Regions from separate parts of the Mus musculus genome. Here regions 1 and 3 are each linked to region 2. The links are chromatin loops, found by intact Hi-C in ENCODE. Cell type or tissue: heart. All regions are shown on one strand. Region 1 has its middle 35 kb from the start of Gm34548. Region 2 has its middle 11 kb from the start of Gm46819. Region 3 has its middle 58 kb from the start of Gm40118.

Evidence for each region. A loop is a pair of places that touch in the nucleus more often than their neighbours do. Peaks named below come from ENCODE experiments on the same cell type or tissue, not always from the same donor. Only the 100,000 strongest peaks of a DNase experiment are listed, where the experiment ranks them.
Region 1: it touches region 2 in a loop (3-fold over the local background); 3 of 42 quality-filtered maps call a loop at or near these places.
Region 3: a loop joins it to region 2, with 4 times the contacts of the local background. A loop is called at or near these places in 6 of 42 quality-filtered maps.

Annotation. Positions count from the first base shown.
Region 1 is chr3:104,711,915-104,719,914 of GRCm38, reverse strand. No RefSeq gene overlaps it. Among named protein-coding and RNA genes, the nearest start is that of Gm34548, 35 kb to the right of the region's middle. In heart, a CTCF peak has its summit at 4,747 (motif pointing right); DNase peaks (open chromatin) are centred at 5,544 and 6,964; H3K4me3 peaks cover 637 bases.
Region 2 is chr3:104,988,389-104,996,388 of GRCm38, reverse strand. No RefSeq gene overlaps it. Among named protein-coding and RNA genes, the nearest start is that of Gm46819, 11 kb to the right of the region's middle. In heart, no CTCF peak of the experiment used is centred here; DNase peaks (open chromatin) are centred at 1,688, 2,308, 3,448 and 4,548; H3K27ac peaks cover 1,774 bases.
Region 3 is chr3:105,161,780-105,169,779 of GRCm38, reverse strand. No RefSeq gene overlaps it. Among named protein-coding and RNA genes, the nearest start is that of Gm40118, 58 kb to the right of the region's middle. In heart, a CTCF peak has its summit at 4,217 (motif pointing right); no DNase peak of the experiment used is centred here.

The DNA.
Region 1 (8,000 bases), 280 kb after region 2:
ACAAACATAATTTTCTAAATATGCTTTCTTCTTTAAAACAAGCTTCTTTTGTTCCCTCCTCCATTTTTTTCTCAGTCTCTCTTTTCCCTTCTCTTTTTAAAAAGAAGATGTATTTATTTTTATTTTCTGTGTAGAAGTGTTTGGCCTGCATGTATGTCTGTGCACTGCTGTGTGCCTGGTACTGTAGGTGGCTAAAAAAGGGTGTTGGGTCCCTTGTAACTGGAATTACATACAGATGTGGATGCTGGCAATTAACTTGGGCCCTCTGAAAAATCAGCCAGTGGTCAACTTCTGAGCCATCTCTCCAGCTCTCTTTTTGAGGCATAGTCTCCCTATGTACTCCTGGCCGGCTGAACTTGCAGTAATGCCCCTGCCTCTGCCTCCTAAGTGTTGGGATCCCAGCTATGGGCCACCATGACCAGCTGTCTTCTTTTTTTTTTTTTTTTTTTTTTAAGATTTATTTATTTATTATATGTAAGTACACTGTAGCTGTCTTCAAACAATCCAGAAGAGGGAGTCAGATTTTGTTACGGATGGTTGTGAGCCACCATGTGGTTGCTGGGATTTGAACTCCGAACCTTCGGAAGAGCAGTCGGGTGCTCTTACCCACTGAGCCATCTCACCAGCCCTGTCTTCTTTATCTTAATACATGGTACCACTACCCACCCACCTGCTCAACTAAAAACTCTTGGCTCATCCTAGATGCTTCTGCCTGTCATTATCCCCTTCCCCGTCCAATCTTTGAGCAAATCTAATCCAACACTCTGCCATCTTCTCCATTTCCTCCCAGAAAAGCAGTCCTCAGCTCAGAGTGAGTTGGTTGAAAAATCAGGGAGTCTTTAAGGCTTCTAGAATAATCAGTTGTAGACTCAGACTACAATGGCTTTTCTTGATAAATAAAAGGGAATCCGAGACAATGGGATCTGATGGGGTCCAGGGGTCACCAGGAATGTTCACAAAAAGCAAGCTGGAAGAGAACTACATGCAGAAAGTTGAAAGCTGTCCCTTCTGATGACCCCTCTGCCTTGAAGGGGACATCTTCCCCATGCAGGGTTGAGACTGTACAGTGCTGGAAGACACCTAATTACCCATAAGGGCTTCAAAGGTTCAGCCCAGGTAGGAGCCCAGGCATTTCAAGATAACAGCTTTCCTTTCCTTTTTATTCTGAGTGTGTTAGCTCTCTGCATGATTTGAAAGGCCCTTTTTAACATGAGTATGCTCAATAATTAGGTCCTGGCTTCATTAACACTGATAAGCTTCTGGCTTCTGGGTCTAGACAAGAGAAAGCTAGGAAAATGGATTTTTGTTTTCCAAATGAGTTTCTAAGATGAAGAGAAGATGTGGTGGTTTGATTAGGTATGGCCTCATAGACTCATGTGCTTGAATGCTTGGCTCATAGGGGGTGGCACTGTTAGGACACAGGGCCTTGTTGGAGTGGGTGTGGCCTTGTTGGAGTGGGTGTGGCCTCGTTGGAGGAAGAGTGTCACAGTGGGAGCAAGTTTTGAGGTTGTATATGCTCAGGCTACAGTCAATGAGACAGAGAGTCCCTTTTCTGCCGCTTACAGATCAAGATGTAGGACTCTCAGCTCCTTCTCTAGCACCATGTCTGCCTGCATACTGCCATGCTTCCCACCATGATAATGGACTAAACCTCTGAAACTGAAAGCCAGCCTCAATGAAATGTTTGCCTTTATAAGAGTTACTGTGGTCATGGTGTCTCTTCACAGCAATGAAACTCAAACTAAGACAGAGCAACTTTCTTGTCCGGATTCCCTGGGCTGAACTGAGGGGGGGGTGAGAAGGAGAGGGGGGAGGAGGAGGGAGAGGGAGGGGGAGAAGGAGAGGGGGGAGGAGGAGGGAGAGGGAGGGGGAGGAGGCAGGAAGCAGAGGACACGTCCCCATGGAACACAATGCAAGTGATCTCCTCTCCATTCAAACCATTCACAAGGTAAACTCTGATTCTTCTTATCTCCTAGTTACAGCCTAGAAACAGAGATTATCAGACTGGATAAGTTTAATTTTTTTCATTTTTATTATTTTGTGTTTATATAAGAGACAGGTTGCAGGGTGGTGGTGGTGCACACCTTTAATCCCAGCATTTGGGAGGCAGAGATAAGTGGATCTCTGAGTTTGAGGACAGCCTGGTCTACAGAGTGAGTTCCAGGATAACCAGGGTTACACAGAGAAAACCTGTCTTGAAAAACCAAAACTAGAGGTTGGGGGTCTGTTGTATAGCCCAGCCTGTACTTGAACTTACTAAGTAGCCAAGGATGACCTTAAACACCCTCTGCCCTCCAAGAGCTGGCATTATGGGAATATGCCAGGAGCATCAGTCCAGCTGGTGATGCTCACATCTTTATCCTAAAGAAAAGTGAAGCCTCTGAGGGACCAGAGAGGATATAAAACCTTGCCAGGATCACACAGTTGTATAAAGTTACCCTCAGAAGGGCTGGAGAGATGGCTCAGTGGTTAAGAGCACCGACTGCTCTTTCGAAGGTCCTGAGTTCAAATCCCAGCAACCACATGGCAGCTCACAGTCATCTATAATAGGATCTGATGTCCTCTTCTGGTGTGTCTGAAGACAGCTACAATGTACTCATATAAATAAAATAAGTAAATCTTAAAAAACAAAAGTTACTCTCAGAAAACCAGGTCTTGGCTCAGTGGGTAGTATACTTGCTGTGCAAACACGATGACCTGAGTTCAAATCCCCAACACCCATGTAAACAAAACCAGACACAGTTGTGTGACTCTGAAATCCCAGAGCTCCTATGAGAAGAGAGATGAGAAGAAAGAGCTGAATCCTCAGAAGCTCGTGGGCTGGGGAAGGCCAGACCCAGTGGGGACAACAGAAACAAAGAAGGCAAGGACTGGCCTTGGAGATTGTCCTCTGATCTCCCTAAGTGTGCTGTGGCATCTGCATGTACACACATACTCACACATACCTATTCACACACTCACATAAATCTCATACATAAAAAAACCCACACACTCATACAATCACATATACATAAAAACAAAACAAACACGACAAAACCCAAAATTCCCACAGGTCTTTTTTTTTTTTTTTTTGGTTACTCCAGAAGCAGCAATGTTTTGTGTCCCTCACTGGATCCCACAGGGTGCAGGAGTCTGAGGCATGAACAAGGCTGGCTGGCTGGTGGTCAGGGGTCTTGGGCTCCAGGCTAGCATGGCCCATCTGAAACGCCTCACCTCACAGGGCCCTGAGAAGGGAGGAGGAGGTGAGAGGAAAGGTTTGCAAGAAACATTTTGAGAGCCAAGCCAGCCGGCCTCTGTCCTGGCTTGCACCCTCTCCCGGGAGGCTGGGTGCAGCTGCGAATTCAGCCAGCACGAACCTCCATCAGAACTGGCAATGTCTCTCCTTCTGCTTTCTGAATTATTTATCCCTCCTTTCTTCATTGCACCCCTAGACCTTTTGTAACATTAAAGCTTTAAATAGGTCTGGGTGTTGGTTTGGGCCACAGCGTTTCCCTCCTGCCAGTCAGTCTCTGAGAAGCCACATATCTGAGCAGACTGATGTTCCCCTCGGTCATGGTCATCCCCTCGGCCTGGGTCCTAGGAAACAACCCCTGCCCTGCCTGGGGCTCTTCTCTGCTAACACTTGCTGAATGTATCAAACCTTTATTCAGCTAATTGTGGGGCCAAGAGGCTCTCAGGAAGGAGTTTCATCCCTCCTTCCCTGACGCTGGAGCTGGGCTAACCCAGCACCCACAGGTGTCACCTTAACCATGCAGAGACTCAGCCCCGCCCTCACCTCTCAGCCCAGGGAAGAGTTATGGTTCCCTCAAAGACCTGGAGAGGCTTTTTTTGTGGATCACCCAGAAACTGCTGGTTACTGTAGATTCCTGAGAAATATGGGGTAGGGTGGGGACTATTAAAGAGTCAGGATGGAGATACGGTTTCGGGAGTCTCCAAGGTCCACAGGAGGATATGCTCTGTGGTATGTGGCTCAGTAGAGTTCAGGCCGGGCTGGAAATCCTGATTCTCTGCATCTTTTTGGTACATGTTTGTTGGTTGCAGCCTGGACAAGTCCACCATCCTGTCCTCCTCTCTGCTCCCTCCTGGCTTCTGGACCCAACTGGAAAAAAAAAAAAAAAAGCTAAGTTCCAGATGAGAACAATTTTTTTTCTTTAGCCTTCAGCATGCCTGCTTACTTTGCTCTATGGGGATCTTCTGGCTTGTTTTCTATCACTGTAATGAAATCCATGAGCCTGGATGTTTTGTTAAGAAAATAGGTCTATTTAGCTCACAGTTCTGGAGGCTTAAACTCCAAGATTTGGTAACTCCATCTATTTAGTCTCTGATGAGATACTTCCGACTCCATATCGCAGTAGATAGCATCCTAAGAGGGAGGAGAGAAAGGAGAGAGGGACCTCACAAGGCAAAATGGAGACTAGAGAGAGGGCAGATTTGCTTTTCAGTAATGACTCTCTCATAACCCCACAAGAATTGCTTTAATCCCTTCTCAGGACAGCACCCCAAATGGTCTAAATTCTTCCTACCTGATCTCCTCTTAACATCACCACATTGAAAACCAAGCTTCTAACCCGTAAGCGCAGTGAGGGAGGAGCGTCATACCCAACAACCCCTGGGCTACTCTTTTCTTGCTACACCCTCATCCTATCTCCTAGAGGCCAACCCTCTGGTGTTACTCTGCACGTCCAGAACTGCAGCTGACATCATGGCCTGGTCTTTCCTTTTCAGTCCTCCAGCCTGTAGGTGGCACTGTGGAGTTGGCAGGGTTCCCTGTCCCAGTTCATCACTACATTGCTCAGCCTGGATGTTTTTCACAGATCTAGCTTGAACCTCTCCTGCTGCAGTTTGAATCTGCTCTGTTCCCATGTCTCCCACAGCAGGGCGTTAGAAGAGCGTCTCAAATGGAATATGACTCCCTTGCTTTTCTCTGAGATTCAGAAACTTTAAATTATTTGCCTAAGGACACAGGGCTGTGTCACAGCTGGTGCCTGGGACCTAGATCCCCTCCCTCCCCGCACAGCCTGCCACCCCATCCAGAGACTGAGCCTATCCCAGGGAAAGGCGTGCTGTTTCCCATGACCTGAGCTCTCCATTCACCTCTCAGTTCTCGTATTAGCCGTTAGGTCCAAGAAGCCCCTGGAGATCCGGGAACCCAGTGTAGCTACCAGAACGGGAAAGGGTCCTGGCCTCTGCTTTCCTGCCAGACACCCTGCTGGACTGCACGGGCTCACCTGGGGTTAGAAATGGCACTGCCATCTCTTGGGGCAGCAGAAATTGGGCTTTTAGAGTCCAAAAGCAGCTCTTCCTTGTCAGAAAGACAAACCACACAGGTGTGTGCAGGGACTGGACCCCCAAGACCTAGCTTCTTGCCAGTGCTTAGCTTCTTCTTAGTGACATCTTCTTGGTGAGGGTCTTCAAATGCACCATGAGCGCAGCCTCAGTGACAGTCCACAGCTGGCATCATGGAACGGGGTGTCTCTGTCTCCAAGGAATCATAGGGCTGACAGCTTTGGTGAGCCTGGCCAGCTAGGCGGGAGCAGGCATCTGTTGTGGGAGAACAGTGCCATCTACCGGTGACTGGAGCAATAGCAGGAATCAGCCAGCTTGGCCAGAGAAGTGTCATCCTGAGTCCCTGGAGATGACTATTTAATTAACAGCGCACTGGCCTTTCCTGAATCACATGGGCTAACACAATCTCAGTGAGTTGGTCCTGAGCTCAGAGACCACAGCTGTTTTAAGAGACATCCAGCATCAAGCTGAGGACACATTTGAAGGAGACCCAGCAAGAGAGCCCATAGAAACCAGGCTGCTTACAGAAACAGTGCTCAGGTGTTGGGTGACCCCTCTACTGTGAGTCAATGACTCCATCATCTAGGACTTAGTGCAGTGCCATTTGTGTGCGCTCGTGTATGACTGTGCATATGTGTGTGAGCAGGTGTGCATATGTGTGTACAGGTGTGCATGCATGTGTGTGCACATAGGTGTGGAAGCCGGAGGACAAGCTCAGGTGTCATTCCTTAGGTGATATCCACTTTGGTTTTTTGAGACAGGGTCTCTCTCACTGGCCTGGAATTCTTAGGTAGTTTGGCTGGTTGACAGGCAAACCCCAAGGACAGACTTTTTCCCACCCCCCAGCACAGGGATTCCAACTGCACCGCCACACCAGGCTTGTTCACTTGAGTTCTGGAGACCAAACTCAGGTCCTGATGCAAGGCAAGCACTTTATTTGGCCTTTCTCCCTGTGCCTCAATGGGGACATTTTAACGTGTCCAAGGACAATGAAGGCATCTGGAAGCCAGAGACTACCCTCACCTTACTCTGGACCTGGTCTGTCCTGAGGGAAGCCTTTGCTGTCTCTGCCGACAGAGAAGCTGAGCAGTAGAAGAACCTCCAAAGGTCAGAACAGTTGGTTCCTAAGGTTATGTTGGAAGAGGACGGGGCCATGACCTAGAGTTATTTCTGCTGCTGTAGCCAACACTCTAATAAAAAGCAACTTAGGGGAGAAAGTCAATTCCAGGTTAGAGTTTATATCATCAGTGTGTACATCGTTGTGGAGAAGTCAAGGCAAGAACATCAAACTACTAGTCACTAGTAGTCACCATCCATAGGGTCAGAGCAAAGAAAAGGGTCTGGAGAGATGACACATTGGTTAAGTGCTCTGGCTGCTCTTCCAGGGGACCTGGGTTTAATTCCCAGAATCCACTTGAGCCTTATAACCATCTGTAAGCCCACTTCTAGGGGATCTGACACTCTCCCCTGGTCTCTCTGAGTACCTGGCAGGCACATAGTACACAGACACACATATAGGCAAAATGTGCATGCACGTAAAATAATTAACAATTTTTTTTAAAGAGCAGACAAAGCTGGTGTAATCTAGACCCCAGCCCCAGGTGACTTTGCAGGGAACTCAGGAACCAGCGTGACCTGTTGATCTGTCATCATATGCACATCAGCCTGGGAAGCGCTGGCAGTACCCTCTGCAGCTGGGAATGTGTCCTGCATTCCTAGAAGGCCTTTCTGCAGTCTGCAGAGCATCATAGTTGGAATCACAGTTCCAATGTGACACTTTAATGGCAGTGAGCCAAAGCAAGAAAGGTCATTAGGCAGGGATCTTTGTGTGTGTGTGTGGGGGGGTGGGTTCTTTGTTTTGTTTATCTATTGTGTACATGTGTGTGTTTTCATAAGCCATGTGTGTGCAAAAACTGATGGAGGCCAGAAGAGGGCACTAAATCCACTGGAACTGGAGTTATATAGGCAGCTATGATTTGCCATGTGGGTGCTGAGAATTGATCCTAAGCACACTGTAAGAGCAGTCAGTGCTTTTAACCACTGAGCTACCTTTCCAGCCCGTGTTCCAGCTTTCTTAATCCCTGTGTCTGCCTAAGAGGAGATGGCTAAGCCTACCTTGTCCCTTCCTCCTCCCAGTCCTAAGATGCGGCCCATGAACAGACCGTAGCTCTTCCTTTAATCACTGATGGTCAGCTCCAAGCACAAGCAGCTCATTCTCATTTCCGTCACACGGGAGCCCAGATGAAAATTCATACTCATGTTTCCTTTCTTCTTTCTACACTAGGTAATTAGCTCTTCATTACCATGGATAAGCAATTAATTAATGCTCTGCTAAGAATGATGGAGATCAGAATTTAAAATATGCTCAGTTTGTTTCTTTCCATTTTTCCAAAGAGAGGGGAGCAGGAACATGGTAAGAAAACAAAGGTGGAGGTTGTCCAAGTTAGGGTTTCAATTGCTGCGATGAAACACCAAGACCAGAAGCGACTTGGGGAGGAAAGGGTATATTTGGCTTAGCTTCCACATTACTGTTCATCACAGAGAGAAGTCAGGAGCTCAAACAGAGCATGAACTTGGAGGCAGGAGCTGATGCAGAGGCCATGGAAGGTGCTGTTTATTTGCTTGCTTCCTCTGACTTGCTCAGCCTGCTTTCTTATAGAACCCAGGACTGCTAGCCCAGGGACAACATAATGGGTTGGGCCCCCCCCCCAATC
Region 2 (8,000 bases):
TACTCGCTCAATATGATAGATAACTAGAATATCCTTGTAGGTACAGGGAATGTTAGGTTAGGCTGTTGCCCTCATATAGGAGCTACATTTACTAGAGAGGGGGGAAAAAACTTCTCCAAGGTCATTTCTGCAGCGTTCAGCTCATACCAAGGACCTATTGGTGTATGTGCGCTAAGCACATTCGTACTGTATATCATGCATGCTCTGTTCTCAAAACTAGCAATTTCCTGTCTTCAGCCTCCTAGATGCTGGGATCACAACTCTGCTGACTCCAGTTTACTGTTTGTCTCCTTGTCCCAACTAAGGAAAACTCAGAAGGGTCATCCCAGCTTGAAAACCACGCGAGGGCTGGGGCTATAGCTTAGTGGGAAGTGCTTAGTCTAGCATGCATGAAGTGCTGGATTTGGACCTCAGCGCACATTCAAAAGCCAGTAAATAGTGAAACTATCAAAAATGCACGAGGGTTGGCCATGGCCTTCCTGATGCATAGCAACTCGGTTTCTCCCTCTATCCATCAGGCTCCACGTCCCTTTCTGCTTCCTGGGTGTGGTTAGCTTCCAAGCAGCTAACCTGTAGCCCCAGCTAATCTCTAGCCAAGCCCAAGGTCTTCCTTTTGGTTCTGATTAAGCTCTGTAAAGGAGGGAATATAGTCTTGAGAATGTTTGTCAGTTAGCCAACTCGGGTTACTTCCTTTAATTCTGCATAGCTACTGAATATGATCATCCTACCTAACAAATACGGTGACTTAAGAAACAATAAATTAATTGCCCAAAGATCCAGAGCCAGGCTGAGATGTAAAGTCACAGCTACAAGTCAAGGTCGTGGGGAGGACTGCTCCTGATTGAGAAATGCTGCTAACCATTGCTTGGTGTGTGCTGAGTTGTGTTGTGATGTGTTTGGGTGGTGCTAAGGACCAACATAAACTAGGTGGTTATTCCACCCCTGAACTACATCCCCAGTCCTACAGCTGGGATTTGAACCCACAGCCAGTTGGTTTCAATCCCTTCCACTGGCCACACTACCATTTCGAACAGGTCAGAGGGCAGCAGCAGCTCAGAGATCGAGCACACCCAGTTTCCAGAAAGCCCTGGGATCACCTGTAGTGGCGCACACCTTTAACCCCCAGCACTCGGGAGGCAGAGGCAGGTGCATCTCTGAGTTGGAGGCAAAAGTACTCTACATATTGAGTTCCAGGACAGCCAAGGCTACACAAAGAAGCTCTGTCTTGAAAACAAGCAAATAAGAAAGTCTCAGGATATTAAATCCCCAGCACCAAGAACAAGCAATACATGATGGGAATTAGGACATTAACTGATTGTCAGCCAGATTCCCAAGTGAGTCCACTGGTTGTTTATTATTATTATTATTATTATTATTATTATTATTATTTTGAGTTCTTCAGCTGACACAGGGAGAAACAAAAACAAAAAACCTGGGTCTTGAGGAAAGGACAATTTGTCTACTCACATGGAATCAAATGAGAGACACTTCGGAAACCTCTGGGTCGGTCTCCTGTATTAAAAATGAGAACAAGTCCTAGAAAGGTCAAGTGACTATCCAAGTTCAGGCCATGGCAGAGCCCACACAATAAACTGTAGTCCCCGCCCACCACTTCTGCCTAGGCTTCTCCTGAGCTGACCTGGGACCAGCAGTCAGCCTGGTCCTGGCTACTCCCTTAAGGCCTTCCCTGTCCTCTCCCCTGCTTCCCCACAAAGCTTGGCTTTGATCTTGCTTGCCCGGGCTGCCTAAGCCTCAGGCTGCCCACCAGCCTGATTGCCACACAAAAATCCTGTCCTGTCTCTGAACAGGTTTGACAGCCAGGTGAGGGGAGGAATGAGAAGCATGGGAGGGCTTTTGCTCCCAGGCTGGGCCCCTCCGTCTGGCCTCAGCCCTGGGAAGTACTCACAGGCAAGCTTGCTCCTCAGGTAGAGCCAGGCAGACACAGAAGCTGTAAGCATCTGTCCCCTCCCTGCTCAGACTCTGACTTGCCACACCTGCCTGTGAGGAAGGGCCACCAGGATGCCTCCTGGCCCCTCTCTCCATCAGAACTCAGATGCTACGCTGTCCCTTAAACCCCCGCCTTTTGCATTCTCAAAACTCCCCATCTCTTATCGCTCCCTGCTGTGTGTTCCATCTCCTCTCCCCTGCCTGTCCCACCTAAATCACAGCCTTCCAGGACTCTTTGTACCTCGGGGCAGCTGGTGTCCTCAGGAAGCCCCTGACCAAAGCAATCTGGGGTGGCAGGGCGGTTTGGAGGTGGTGGCAGGGCATAAACAGGCCCCTTCTTCATCCCTAGCATGTTTTCGCTCTCCTCAGCCTGGTGAGTCAGCAGCACAGGGCCACACACAAGGCTCCCATTCAGGGCTCAGCTTCCTTCTGCTATAACTCAGATCTTGGCAACTCTCCCTCCCTCATTCTCTATGTGGGCCTTATTCTCACCATGGGAAAGCTCTGCTCCCTGCCCCGGGCCTCCTCATGCCTCCCAGCCCCCACCAACAACTCCCCAGCACCCACATCAGTCCACATTCCTCACTCTTCCTTTCTGGGAGTTGGGTAATCCCAGCTGGCTGTAGACATATAGGACACAGAACAAAATAGGAATGATACATTAGTGGGTCCTCATTTGCATATCCAATAGAGACTTGTTGGTGTGCCAGCATAAAAGTCTATGATCCCAAGTTGAAGGACAGCCTGGGTTACATAGCAAGATACTGTATTAAAAGGAAATAAATACAGATGAAAACCAGTTGTTTGTTGCTGGTGGCTCTTATGTAACCCTGAGCTGGATCTAGAAATATGGATGCACGCGCGCGCGCGCACACACGCACACACACACACACACACACACACGCACACACACCACTTTGTATCTGCCTCTTAATTTATTGAGCATATAGTTATTAAGTGCTGTAGTTTACACATTGATAGGGAGATGAGTCTCACATAAGTGACATCTCACAATAATGCATGTCTTAAGACATAGTAGGTGTCTCAGATAAGTTGGGGTGGGGGCTGTCCAAGAGCCTAAGAGGAGAGCAGGATCAGAGAGCTTAGAGACTTAAGACAAATAATACACGCAGACAGAAGGGAAAGAGGTCTTGGTTTGCATAGATGGGGTATAGCTGCACTGTATACAGCAAGGGGAAGCAAAAGGAATTTGGACCAAAGAGACATTAAGAACAATAATGTCATTCTGTATGGAACCCTGCTAAATGACAACCTGGGCTAGTCTATCGGCATGTAATGGTAGCTTGCCTTCTTCCCGTGGGGTTCTCTGCCTAGCATACAGCAGCTAGGTTATCTGCCCTTGACCATCGGAGTTGCAGGGTAGGGAAGATTAACTTGCATGTCTGGATTAAAAGACGCTGGTTCTGACGCCACCCTTGGGCACAAATGCCAAGCAGGCTTCTTCAGGCTGGCAGCCTCGCCCTAGTCCCGAAAGCTAGGTTGCTCGCGCCCCCTGGTGTTCGGACGTGGACAACCTCTATGGGACGAGGTGCTGCTGCGCAGCAACCTCAGCGACCTAGAGCGACGCGTTCTACGGCCAAGAGGGGGCGTTGCATCAGCCGCCCGCAGGCAATGCTGCATGCTCACACCCCTGGGTCCAACTTCCTTGGAGACCAGCCTCCTGCTAGGTTCCTTAAAAAATAAAATAAAAAGACGATGATGATGATAAAAGGGGAGAGAATGATAGAACCACTTCACAGGATTGCTATGTTTGGGTTTTTTGGATTTTGGTTTTTGTTTTTCAGTGCTGGGGATTAAACTTAGAATCTCACACTCACCGGGTAAGTGTAATCACTGGACCAGTGAGACAGGATCTCACTCAGTTGTACATGCTGGCCTTGAATTCTGATCCTTCTGCCTCAGCCTTTCAAGTGATTGGGATTACAGACCTGACTACTCTATGAGCCTTGGGTCTCTTAGAGCACGTTTAAAAAGGAAACTAACTCCTAGCCCAAATGAGCCCTCACCAAGTCTTGGATAGTGAGTGACCAACACCTTAGATGTTCTCTTACTGCTAGAAGGGTCAGGTTGAGTATGAGTATTTATTATTTATCCATACACTGCATGATACCTCAGAAATGTTGTGTTGACATCCCAAATACAGAACTCTTAATGAAGTAGGGTTTTGTTTTATTTTGCTTTCTGGTGCGAAGGGCTGAACCATTACCAAGGCTCTACCACTGAGCTAAATCCCCAACTCTTTGTTTTATTGTTTGTTTGTTTGTTTGAAAGACTAGGTCTCATTCTGTAGTTCAAGCTGGACTCAAACTCATAGCAATCCTCCTGCTGCAACCTCCCAAATGTGGGATTACAAACTGGGGTTACAGGCATGTGCCACCATGCCTAGTTTGTTTCGTTTGTGTTTTGAAACAAGCTCTCACTCTCTAGCACAAACTGGCCTGGAACTTTCAATGATCCAGCTGGGACTGCAAGCATGAAACACCACGCCCAGTTTCATGAGCCAAGCAAATAGCCGGGAGACAGCACTCTGGCAGGAACACAAAGAATCCATCCGTGAAGATGTCCATGCCATAGTCACTACTAGGTGTCAGGCACTGCCACAGGCACTTGGAAGAATAAATAACTTTCTGCCCTTTGGGGCTTTTGATGGTAGTGTGTGAGACAAATGCAAAACATGGCACTATTTAGACTGTAGGCATGATAGCCCACACCCGGTCTACAAAGCAAGTTCCAGGTCACTTAAGGCTACTGAGACCCTTTCTCAAAAAGCAAAACAGAGCCTTTAATCCTACCACTTGAAAGGCAGAGGCAGGCAGATCTCTGTGAGTTTGAGGCCAATCTAGTCTACAGAGTGAATTTCAGAACAGCCAGGGTTACACTGAGAGACCATGTCTCAAAAACAAAACAAAACAAACAACAACAGCAAAACAAATACAAAAAAAGGGGGGGTGAGCTGTGGCTGCAGGTATTCGGCCAGTGAGTTACAAAGGTCTGGCAGAGGAAATGACACTTGTCCTGGCTCTGAAGGAGATGTGAACAAGGAGTAAAGGGTCCGAAGAATAGCAGAGCCAGGCAAAGTGCTGGTGCAGATCCAGCACCAAAGCCGAGCAATATTTCAACACCTCACCAAGAGCCTAGTAAGTGTGTGCAGCCTTGGGTGGTGGTGGCATGGACCTGGAGACTCTGCCCAGGAAAAGAGTTTAGACTCCTGGGCCACTGAGAGCTGGAACTGAGGAGATAACCAGAATACAAGCCCCCTTGTGGTAAAGCCAAATTAAGCTTCAAGGTCCATCTCTACCTAGCACAGCTCCTTCCAAACCCTTAAGCACCCAAGCCAAGTGGTCAGCGCAACATTATAAAATGCAAAACCTTTTTGCTCTTTTTCCAACATTACACTGTGCTCCGTGGCGGCTTGCCTTGGAGTGACAGTCACATGCAGTTTTGGAATTGACCTAAAGTTAAATTAAATCAGGAATTAATCGTTATGGGGGGATATGTATTTATTTATCATACATTTTTGTTGTTTTGATTTTTGTTGTTTTGTTTTTGTCAGTCTGTCTCAAGAACAGTGAGGTTGATCAATGGGTAAGGGTGTTTGCTACCAAGCCAAACAACCTGAGTTCAGGCCCCAGAATCTACATGTTGGAAGGAGAAAACCAACTCTGAGCTTCTTCAATGTGTGCACCACGCTACACATGCACATGTGCCCACACCATACATATTGTATATAAACATACTGTATATGAAAAATGATGCTAGATATCATCTTCTGTCGAGTTGTAATTCAAGCCATTGTGATAAAAACAGCACGATGCTGGCATAAAAACAGACACATGGATCAATGAAATCAATGAAAGCCCAGATGTTATGGCCACCCATCTATGACCATCTGATTTTTGACAAATACACACACTAAAAAGAGAGAGTGTCTTTAACAGGTGGTGCTGAGGAAAATGGATATTTGTATGTAGAACAGTCAAAGATCATCCTTACCGATTACTTTGCCCAATAAAACAATTCTGAATGGGTCAAAGCCCTTCACATGAGACCTGAAACTTGGACACTAAGGGAAAAGTAAAGAAAACTCCTAAAGTTATAGGCATGGGTGCTGGCTCTCTGAATAGGACCCAGTCAGTCATTTTGGAAGTAATGCCAACAGTCAATGAGTAAGACCACATTGAGATTAGAGAGCTCTGTAGAGCAAACAAAATGATTGATAATTAATATTTAATATTTTAGTAAGAGATAGGTTGGACTCAAGTCCAAGTGGATCAAGGACCTCCACATAAAACCAGCTACAGTGAAACTTAGAGGAGAAAGTGGGGAAGAGCCTCAAACACGTGGGCCCAGGAGAAAATTTCCTGAACAGAACACCAATGGCTTATGCTCTAAGATCAGCAATTGACAAATGGGACCTCATAAAATTGCAAAGGTTCTGTAAGGCAAAGGATATTGTCAGTAGGACAAAACAGCAACCAACAGATTGGGAAAAGATCTTTACCAACCCTACATCCAATAGAGGGCTAATATCCAACATATACAAAGAACTCAAGAAGTTAGACTCCCAAGAATCAAATAGCCCTATTTAAAAAGTGAGGTACAGAGCTAAACAAAGAAGAATTTTCAGCTGAGGAAACTCGAATGGCAGAGAAGCACCTAAACACCCTCAGCCATCAGGGAAATGCACATCAGAACCACCCTGAGATTCCACCTCACACCGGTCAGATGGCTGAGATCAAAAACTCAGGTGACAGCAGATGCTGGCAAGGATGTGGAGAAAGAGGAACACTCCTCCATTGCTGGTGGGATTGCAAACTGGTGCACCCACTCTGGAAATCAGTCTGGCAGTTCCTCAGAAAATTGGACATAATACTACCTGAGGACCCAGCTATACCACTCCTGGGCATACACCCAGAAGATGCTCCAACATATAATAAGGACACATGCTTCACTATGTTCATAGCAGTCTTATTTATAATGGCCAGAAGCTGGAAAGAACCCAGAGGAATGGGTACAGAAAATGTGGTACATTTACACAGTGGAGTACTACTCAGCTATTAAAAACGATGAATTCATGAAATTCTCAGGCAAATGAATGGAACTAGAAAATACCATCCTGTGTGAGGTAAACCAGTTTCAAAAGAACACACATGGTATGCACTCACGAATAAGTGGCTATTAGCCCAAAAGCTCCAAATATCCAAGATATAATTCACAGACCACATAAAGCTCAAGAAGAAGGAAAACCAAAGTGTGGGTGCTGCTTAGAAGAAGAACAAAATCGGGAGGCAGAGGCAGGCAGATTTCTGAGTTGGAGGCCAGCCTGATCTACAAAGTGAGTTCCAGGACAGCCAGGGCTATCAGAGAAACCCTGTCTCGAAAAACAAAAAACAAAAAAAGAAAACAAAACAAAAACAAAAAAAAACACAACAAAATAACTCATAGGAGCAATTATGGAGATAAAGTGTAGAGCAGAGACTGAAGGAACGGTCATCCAGAGACTGCCCCACCTGGGGATTCATCCCATATACAGTTACCAAACCCAGACACTATTGTGGATGCCAAGAAGTACATGCTGAAAGGAGCCTGATATGGCTGTCTCCTGAGAGGCCCTGCCAGAGTCTTACAAATACAGAGGTGGATGCTTGCAGCCAACCATTGAACTGAGCATGGGGTCCCCAATAGAGGAGTTAGAGAAAAGACTGAAGGAGTTGAAGGGGTTTGCAACCCCATAGGAAGAACAACAATACCAACCAACCAGACCCGACACACCCCTCCCCCAGAGCTCCAGGGACTAAGCCATCAACCAAGGAGTACACATGGCTCCAGCTGCATATGTAGCAGAGGATTGCCTTGTCATACATCAATGGGAGGAGAGGTCCTTGGTCCTATGAAGGCTCAATAGATGCCCAGTGTAGGGGAATCGAGGGTGGGGATGTGGGAGTGGGTGGATGGGTGGGAGAACACCCTCATAGAAGCAGGGGGAGGGAGGATGGGATAGGGGGTTTCCAGGAGTGGGGAAAACCGGGAAA
Region 3 (8,000 bases), 170 kb before region 2:
CTCTGAATCAATGAGCAGATACTTCTAAACTCTCACTAGATCCAAATGAGATAGAAACCTCTGGGCAAAATTCTACTTTCTGTCTGGCTAATGCTGCAGTCTTGTGAATACTTCACCTCTATCTTATGTCTGGCTCAGAAGAGCCACTGTGAAGATGGTGGACTGAGAGGCCCTAGGGCAGTGGACAGGAGTGGAGCCTACGAGGTTTTTCTCAGGGAGCCTGTTTCTACCATCCCTATGAAGGAGAGGGAGAGAGAGAAAGAGAGAGAGAGAGATCTTTCCTGCCCCTAGGCTAGCAATTACAGGAACCAAATTGTCTCTTGCAAGAGGCACTGTGTCTGGTGTCATTTCGACATACAATAAATTGTGCTGCCCATCAGGCTGCTAGAGACCAGCCCTTGCTGGCATTTCCTATGGCTCCCAGAAAGAGCCCATGCGGATGTGAAGACAAGTCAGCCAGCTGCAGCCAGAACCAGGAGTAACCCCTGCTGGCTGAGGGAGTGTCATTCTGTCACGCAAGGGCCCAGTGCATGCCTGAAAGGGCACAGCTTCAAACTGGCACCAGCGACAGATCTGCCAGACTTGTCTTCTATTTGTCAAATCCCAGCAGAGAGAAGGATAAACAATTCAAAGCAGTACAGAATAAAACAATGGCATGAATGTGATGTCTATTATTCTAGGGCAGTGTGTGTGTGTGTGTGTGTGTGTGTGTGTGTGTGTGTGTGTTTAAGACACTGATACTGCCCAGTCCTCTTATCATCACCGGCCTGGATGGTCAGTAACTTTTTCATGGGTCTCATGACTCCATAGGCTCTCTCCTCACCAGTCCTCTCTCATTCTCTCCCTCTCCCTCTCATTCTCTCCCCCTCCCCCTCTCATTCTCTCCCCCTCCCCCTCCCCCTCCCCCTCCCCCTCTCCCTCTCCCTCTCCCTCTCCCTCTCCCTCTCCCTCTCTCACCCTCTCCCTCTCCTTCCTCAGAACTTCTCTTTCAGGGATAGGGAGATGGTTCATTGAGTAAAAGTGTGAGAACCTAGATTTAAATCCTCAGAACAATTAAAGAGGCGCAATTTGAGCCCTCCTGCTGCTGCTTTGAGATGAGAGACAGAAACAGGAGAATGCCCCAGAGTGTGTGTGATCCAGCTAGCCTGGGGTATGCAGATGAAAAGCAGCAAAGAGATCTTGTCACAAACAAGATGGCAGGCAAGGACCATCACTTGAGGTTGTCCTCAGGCTTCACACTGTGGCATTTGTGCACCCACCCAGAGTAGCACCATAGATGCATACATATACACTATATACACCCTCGTTTAAAAAAAAAAAAAAAACCCTCAGTGTTCATAAAACTTTCCTGTTTGTACTCCCTCCAAAACGGTCCCATCTCTGCTAGGATGGACACCCCCATTTCAAATGTTAATACCTTACGGGATCTTTAAGGTCTATCCTAAATATTCCCTCATTTATGACACCCTCCTCCACTCTCACTATGCAACCTCAGAAGTTCAAAGTACCTCTCCCTCTAGAAAACAAAACTGTCAGTAATTATCAATTTCCTAGTACTTGCTTTCGGCATTATGTGCATCGTATTGATACTATTAGTACTCCCATTTTATAGATGAGAAGGCTGAGGTTTAGGCAACTTACCCAAGATCACAAAAACTCCTCAGTTGCACAACCAGAGCTTGGACCCAGAACTACTGGCTCCAACAAGCTCCCATAATTGTTGCACAGAATTCTCTCTTTCACCCAAAGGAGTAAGTTGGGATAGTGTGATTCCCAACACCCAGATGAGCTCATAATCTAAGCAGTGATAGATTAATTCTGATGCCAGGAAAACTTTTCATCAAGGTCCCTCACCCTTGAAACTCTCCCTGAGTTTCCAGAGCTAGCCTAGAATTTTTTTTTTTTTTTTTTTTTTTTTTTTTTGGAAAATGTTCCACTGTGCTACATTTTAACCAAATTTTGTCAAAGCGGGTGTCTCTATCCCAGCCTCTTTCTATCACTGGCTGGGTCCAAGCTGCACTTAAGGATACAGAACAAGGAGCCGGGCGTGGTGGCACATGCCTTTAATCCCTTTAATGGGAGGCAGAGGCAGGCGAATTTCTAAGTTCAAGGCCAGCCTGGTCTACAGAGTGAGTTCCAGGACAGCCAGGGCTACAACAGAGAAACGCTGTCTCGAAAAAAAAAAGAAAAAAGAAAAGAGGATACAGAACAAGGGGAACTGAACTGAAGTCACTGATCATGGGTTATTTATATTCATGCAGTTCATAGCTGGAGCTGGAGTTAAGCTAGGGCCATGCACAAATGACTCTGGGGGAAAGTCCCACCGTCTCTATCAACAACTCCAACCCACCTGGCTTCACCACACAGCAGTGCAGGAACGGAGGTAGCATTGTGCAGGAATATAACTGAGACATCTCATGCTGGCCTTTACCAGAACTTCTGAGTCACAGAGTACAAACCTGTAGCACTGTCCCCAAAAACAAATCTATCAGTGAGTAGAGTCTCATGTTTTATGAATCTTATCAATAATTCAAAACAGACTTGATCAATTGTGTTAGAAGAAAAACAGGCTTATCTTTTTTATTCTGCCTTGAGGACATGACGTGCCAAAACTGTTGTCATATGAGGGAACATCAAAGAGTATGTAACCTAAAACATGGGAAGAAAGTTCTGGAGAGATGTGCCAGCTGCCTAATTAATTTTTCCCTCTTGTTACTTTTCTGTCTTTGTGCTGTCTATCCTCTTTTGAAAAGTATAGTTTATAATTACCTGTCTTCGTGTTTGTAATAAACATCCAATTTTATACCTAGCTCTGTGTCCACAATGCTATTTCCTTTTTCTTAAATAGCTTTTGTCCTAATTGATCACATTTTGCCCTTTCTCAGAACAAGCCCTGGATCTGCTCTCATGAATCCTGGTTAAAAAACGAAACAGCAGCAGCAGCAGCAGCAGCAGCAGCAGCAGCAGCACTCTTGCTATGCAGTCCCCATTTCACCTTCTAAGGCCCCTTTCCATCCAGCTGCAATACTGCAATAGTCACTCTGGTCTGTATATGCATTCCGGACCACAGCTACAGTTTCACAGACTCTCTGATGTTCTCCACCATGGGTACACATATTTATGGTTGTATTTTATCTCTTCCCAGTGACCCTTCTCAAAGTCTTACAAAGACTTGATAGAGTTTCCAAAGATGAGCCCCATCTAGAGACAAGTGATTTAGAGCAGACAAGGAGGGAACCCTTTGGTCCTGGTCTGTGTGCTAGTGATGGCAGATATGGCTATGATGTTCCTCTCTGTGTATTCAGATTGCATGGGTAGGAGCCTTCCTTCCTCTTTCCCTGCATCTTAGGTGCTGAAGGGCATTATTCTGTGATCTTCCTCTTTTCCTGCCCACTTCTACCTCTCAACTGTGCTAATTGGACTACTACTAATATGATGATCTTTGAAAGGAGCAAGAATGAGAACAAGGAAAAGTTCACAGTCCCAGATTTTTCCATCATGGGAAGAATTAGAAAGAGTTCCTGCAGATAACCAGGGAGTATTCCAAGGGAAAATCAGACCCAGTCTGTTTCTGCCAGGTTTGAGCCAGGAACAACCTGATACACTCACATTCCCTGCAAGCAGGAACCAGCCTCATCCGTGAGATAAGAGGCCCTCCAGGGAGTGAAGATAAAGCACTGAAATCCATTTCAAAGATCAGAAGGTGTGGCCCCCCGCCCAGGAAACGTGTCGACCAGCCAACTAGATGGGGATGAAAAGAAAGAATATTGGAATCACACAATTACTGTCTGGCTAAATTAATTGTTACATTCGTCTAAATGGATGAGACGTTTTAATTAGCAGGGTCTGGTTGTTTACCGAAATTGAATATTTGGCATGTGGGTGTTATGTGCACATGTGTGTTTGTTCTAGTGGAGCCCAAGCCGAAGCAAATCTACACTGATTGCTTTCTCCACGGGTGAAGGGAATGGAGGTGTGGAAAAGCCAGCCTTCTCTCTGCAGATCCTCATCTCTGAGCCACAGCCCTCACCTGGCCACCACAGGTGACCTTACAGCTGGAGGAGACATCTGGGGGGGGGGGGGTCAGGGTTAGAGTCAACTGAGGGCAGAATGGGGAGGTAGAGAGCTGTGCCTGATGGAAGATTTGCCCACTTGGTTTGTAGTGGTTGGTTTGGGAGTCTCCCAAATATGCCTGTAGAATGTGTGCCCCCAGGGGGCAGCAGAGGACCAACCCTTGGGTAGTCAGCTACATAGTTACTCCATTGTAGCCAGAAATGTGGGTTTGGTTAAACAGTGATTAGTAACAGGGAGAAAGAATTATCTAGAGAAAGTGCAAAGATTCAAACCACCTGGGGCTTTAGGCGCCCTTGCCAGCGGGAAGGAAGAAGATCCAAACTGGAGGAGATCAGGAAGAAACAAGCAGGGGCATTAAAAGCTAAAAACAGGTTGATGTCTATCTCAGGAGGGACAATGGAACTGAGGACCCACTGTGCAATTCAGAACCCTGTAGCAAACCACCAAGGTGTTGGACCTGTAACATGAACAGAAAGCAAGGATGGAGCCTACCACTGGAGATGCCATCTGTAAGGAATGTCAAAACATTCCTGGAGATGTGGGAAGCTAGCGCGTTCGCCAGAATCCCCCTGCCAGAAGGACTGTGGGGGTTAGTTAGGCACATGGTGAGATCACATGGAGCTAGAAGTAGGTTGGATCATTTGAAAAGAGTTCAGAGAGACAGGAAGCAAAAGCAGGGCACGCCCCTGTTGTGTATACTAAACTATGCTCTTAACCTTGAGCCTTTATTCCACTGGTGGGATATGCATGCACAGTTGGGAAGAGACTGGCTAGGAACAGCACTAAAGAGTCAAGGCCTATCACCAGCTAGGGACACAAAGCTCTCAGCCCTAACTAAAAGGAAGACAAATCATGACCCTAGCAGGTGCTCAGTCTAGATCTAGCTCCATTTGCAATGGTCTGTGTCACTAAATTAGAGTGGGGTAGGGGACCTCCGCTGTCCCCTGCCCACCTACCTACTTCAGGGTCTGAAGAATTAGAGGCCAGAGCATCTTTTCCAGAAACTGAAAGAGTTCTTCTGCCTTCCCCGGGCTGGACCAGGGACAGCGCCTCTGCCTAGAAACAGAAAACAAAGACTTTGATTCCGCCTCTTTCATTTCAGAGTCTGTCACTAAGGTCTGTCTTCATCTGTTATAAAAAGATGCCGGAACGATGCTCGTGGCTACACAGTTGGCAGATCGGAGGCAATGAGATTGTCTCTGGACAGGAGAAGATAATCTCATTTTCTCTGTCTTTTTGATCAGAGGAGCAAGTGGGGGAATGAAATTTCATGCAAGTTACTCCTTTCTGCTGCAACTGATCGTAAGCGTTACTTAACGTTTCTTGAACGCTGAAGAACTGCGAGGCACCAATGATTCCCCCTTGAGCTTGGAAGCTGGAATGGGCATAAAATCAGAACCAAGCAGTTTCAAAGAAAGCTAAATTCCCAAGATTATCTTACCCAGGCCACATGTCTCTGGGCTGGAGTATGCAAGGAAGAGGTGTGGCCACACTTCAGGTCTTTCCCACTGGTCACTTGGAACCTGGCTTGCACTTAGGTGATTCCCTGCCACCACCATGGATCACATCCGAGTCATTTCTTCTTGCTATATGGAAGAGAAAGACTACTTGACAGCTAAAGCAATCAGATCTGCCTTCTCAGATGAAAACCTATGCCCCAACATCCTTCCCAGTCCAGCACATCAAGGCCACATCCTCCTATGTGGATATGGGAGCGGCAAATGGAATGCATTTGAATGAATTACTCTCTCCTCTGGTCTCAATATCTTCGTTTGGGGAAAAAAATGACACAGTTGGGGCAAATAACATCTAGACCCTCTCTCATTTCTCTCTGATTTCAGACTCACTGTCAAGGAGAAACAGCCCAAAGAGGAAACTGAGATGAGTCCCCCAGCTACCGACAGGGGGCTTGTGAAAGGAAACTAGAGTAGCAGAAGCTGTGGTGAAAGAAGTGAGAGGAAGGAGAGAAGACAGAAAGGCTTGAAAGATACTGCTTTAAGGGGTGTTTAACGTGCGTTGCATTTCTTCTTCTGAGCCTTCGAAAGAAAGCCACTTGAACCAGCAAGGCTGAGTGCCTTGGGTCGGGGAGCTAAGGGAGTTGTCTCTCTAGAGGCTGGAGTTAATGGGGGTGCATGTGGTGGTCTGTGAGGCCCCAACAGAACCCTGCCCTAGGATGGAGTTAGCAGCTTTGTGGTGAGGAGGCACCCATGAGAACCTCAGTGGGCTCATGTGCTCAAGCCCTGGTCCAAGTCACACCACCAGAGGCCATTGCACTCTGAAGAATGGAAGACCTGTCTCTCCAGTGCCAAGATATGGGAAGATGGTTTGACAGGCTCTGAGAGCTTTAAAGCTAGAGACAGCACGGAGAAGGGGATGGAAGACAGAGGTTTATAGAGTGATGGAATTAGTCCTTCCATTTGTATGGAGCTTCCAATGTGTGAAGACCTCGAAATGCATCATCTTGGTAGCATCCCTGCAACCCAAAAGCCATCAAGGTGGCTGTTCCTCTCTACTGTTTTGTAGGTAAAGAAGCCAGAGTGTAAATGAGTTGACTGGCCTGCCCAAAGTCGTGAAGATAACTGGATAGAGACTCAGGAGTAATTACAGACAGACAGATAGATAGACAGACAGACAGACAGACAGACAGACCCAGGCCCCATTGCTCCTCTGTCTGGCCTCTGGCATTATCTGAACTTTTCTGTTTTTATTCTGCAAAGCTGAGTAGAAACAGCTTGGGCAGTTGAGGCAGATGATGGGTCTAAGTAAACAATCAACAGGTCTAATCTGCTGTTTCTCCTTTCTAGGGCTGGGACTATGGCTCAGTAGTATAATAACAGTTGGCTAGCATGCTGGTTTTAACCTTAGTCCCACACACTGCAGAAGAACTCCTTTCTTTAGGATAGACAATGAATGGGGTAGAGGGAGTCAGAAGGCCTGATTTCAAATCCTGCTCACTACTTCTGGCTATGTGATCCTAGATCAAATTACTAAATTTTCTAGTAATTTTTCCTTCTGGAAATGGAAAAAGCAGACCTCTTGACAGCTGAGAGCACAGAGAACAGACCTAACGACCTTCAGCCTTAATAAACTCAGTTCTTCTGTCCACTGCAGACATGAGCAGTCACTTTTTCTGAAATCTGCTAACAAATTCTCAAAGACCTCTTCTACCTTAGGCTATGGATAGTTATTGTTTATTACTACCTTTGTGGTTGCTTACCAAGCATTTGTTCTGACCCAGACACTGTTCAGTGCTTCGGTGCTTAACCTGCGTTATCTTGTTTTGGAGTCTAGGTTTAGTTGATGTTATTGGTTTACAATTTTTGATTGTAGAGTCTTGCATGGCCCTGGGTGACCTTGAACTCACTAGGTAGTCAAGGATTATCTTGAACTTCTGATCCTTCTGCCTTCGCCTTCCAAGTGTTGAGATTAGGAGTATGTCCCTGATGGGCTATCTTATTTAACTGCTCTATAACAGACAAGAAGTTCAGAAGCTCACCCAAGGCTACTGTTAACAGTGGCAAAGATGAAAACAGGCTCTAAAGCCAGAGCTTTTAACCTATCCAGGCTTGAGCTGACCCTGCACACTCAAACATGGGGAAGAGTGGGATTCCTTTCTTCATGTATGAGTATCCCGCCTTGGAACCTGAGGAACCTGGCAAATTGGGAAGCAGCCTGGCCAAATTGAAAATGCCAGACTTAATCATTTATGCAAATTCCAGGATTCTGTTTGTTTAAGAGGTTCCGAGTTGAGATGCCTTTGGGAAGCTGGGGGATGTGGATGATCTCAGAAAGCCGATTAGTACACAAAGGGATGTTATCCCTGCTGGAGAAGACAGGCAAGCACTGAGAAGTTCAAGAAAACTTACCGTGTACAAAGAATTCAATTAGAGAAGCAGCCACTAAGATTAAGAACAAAAATGAGCATT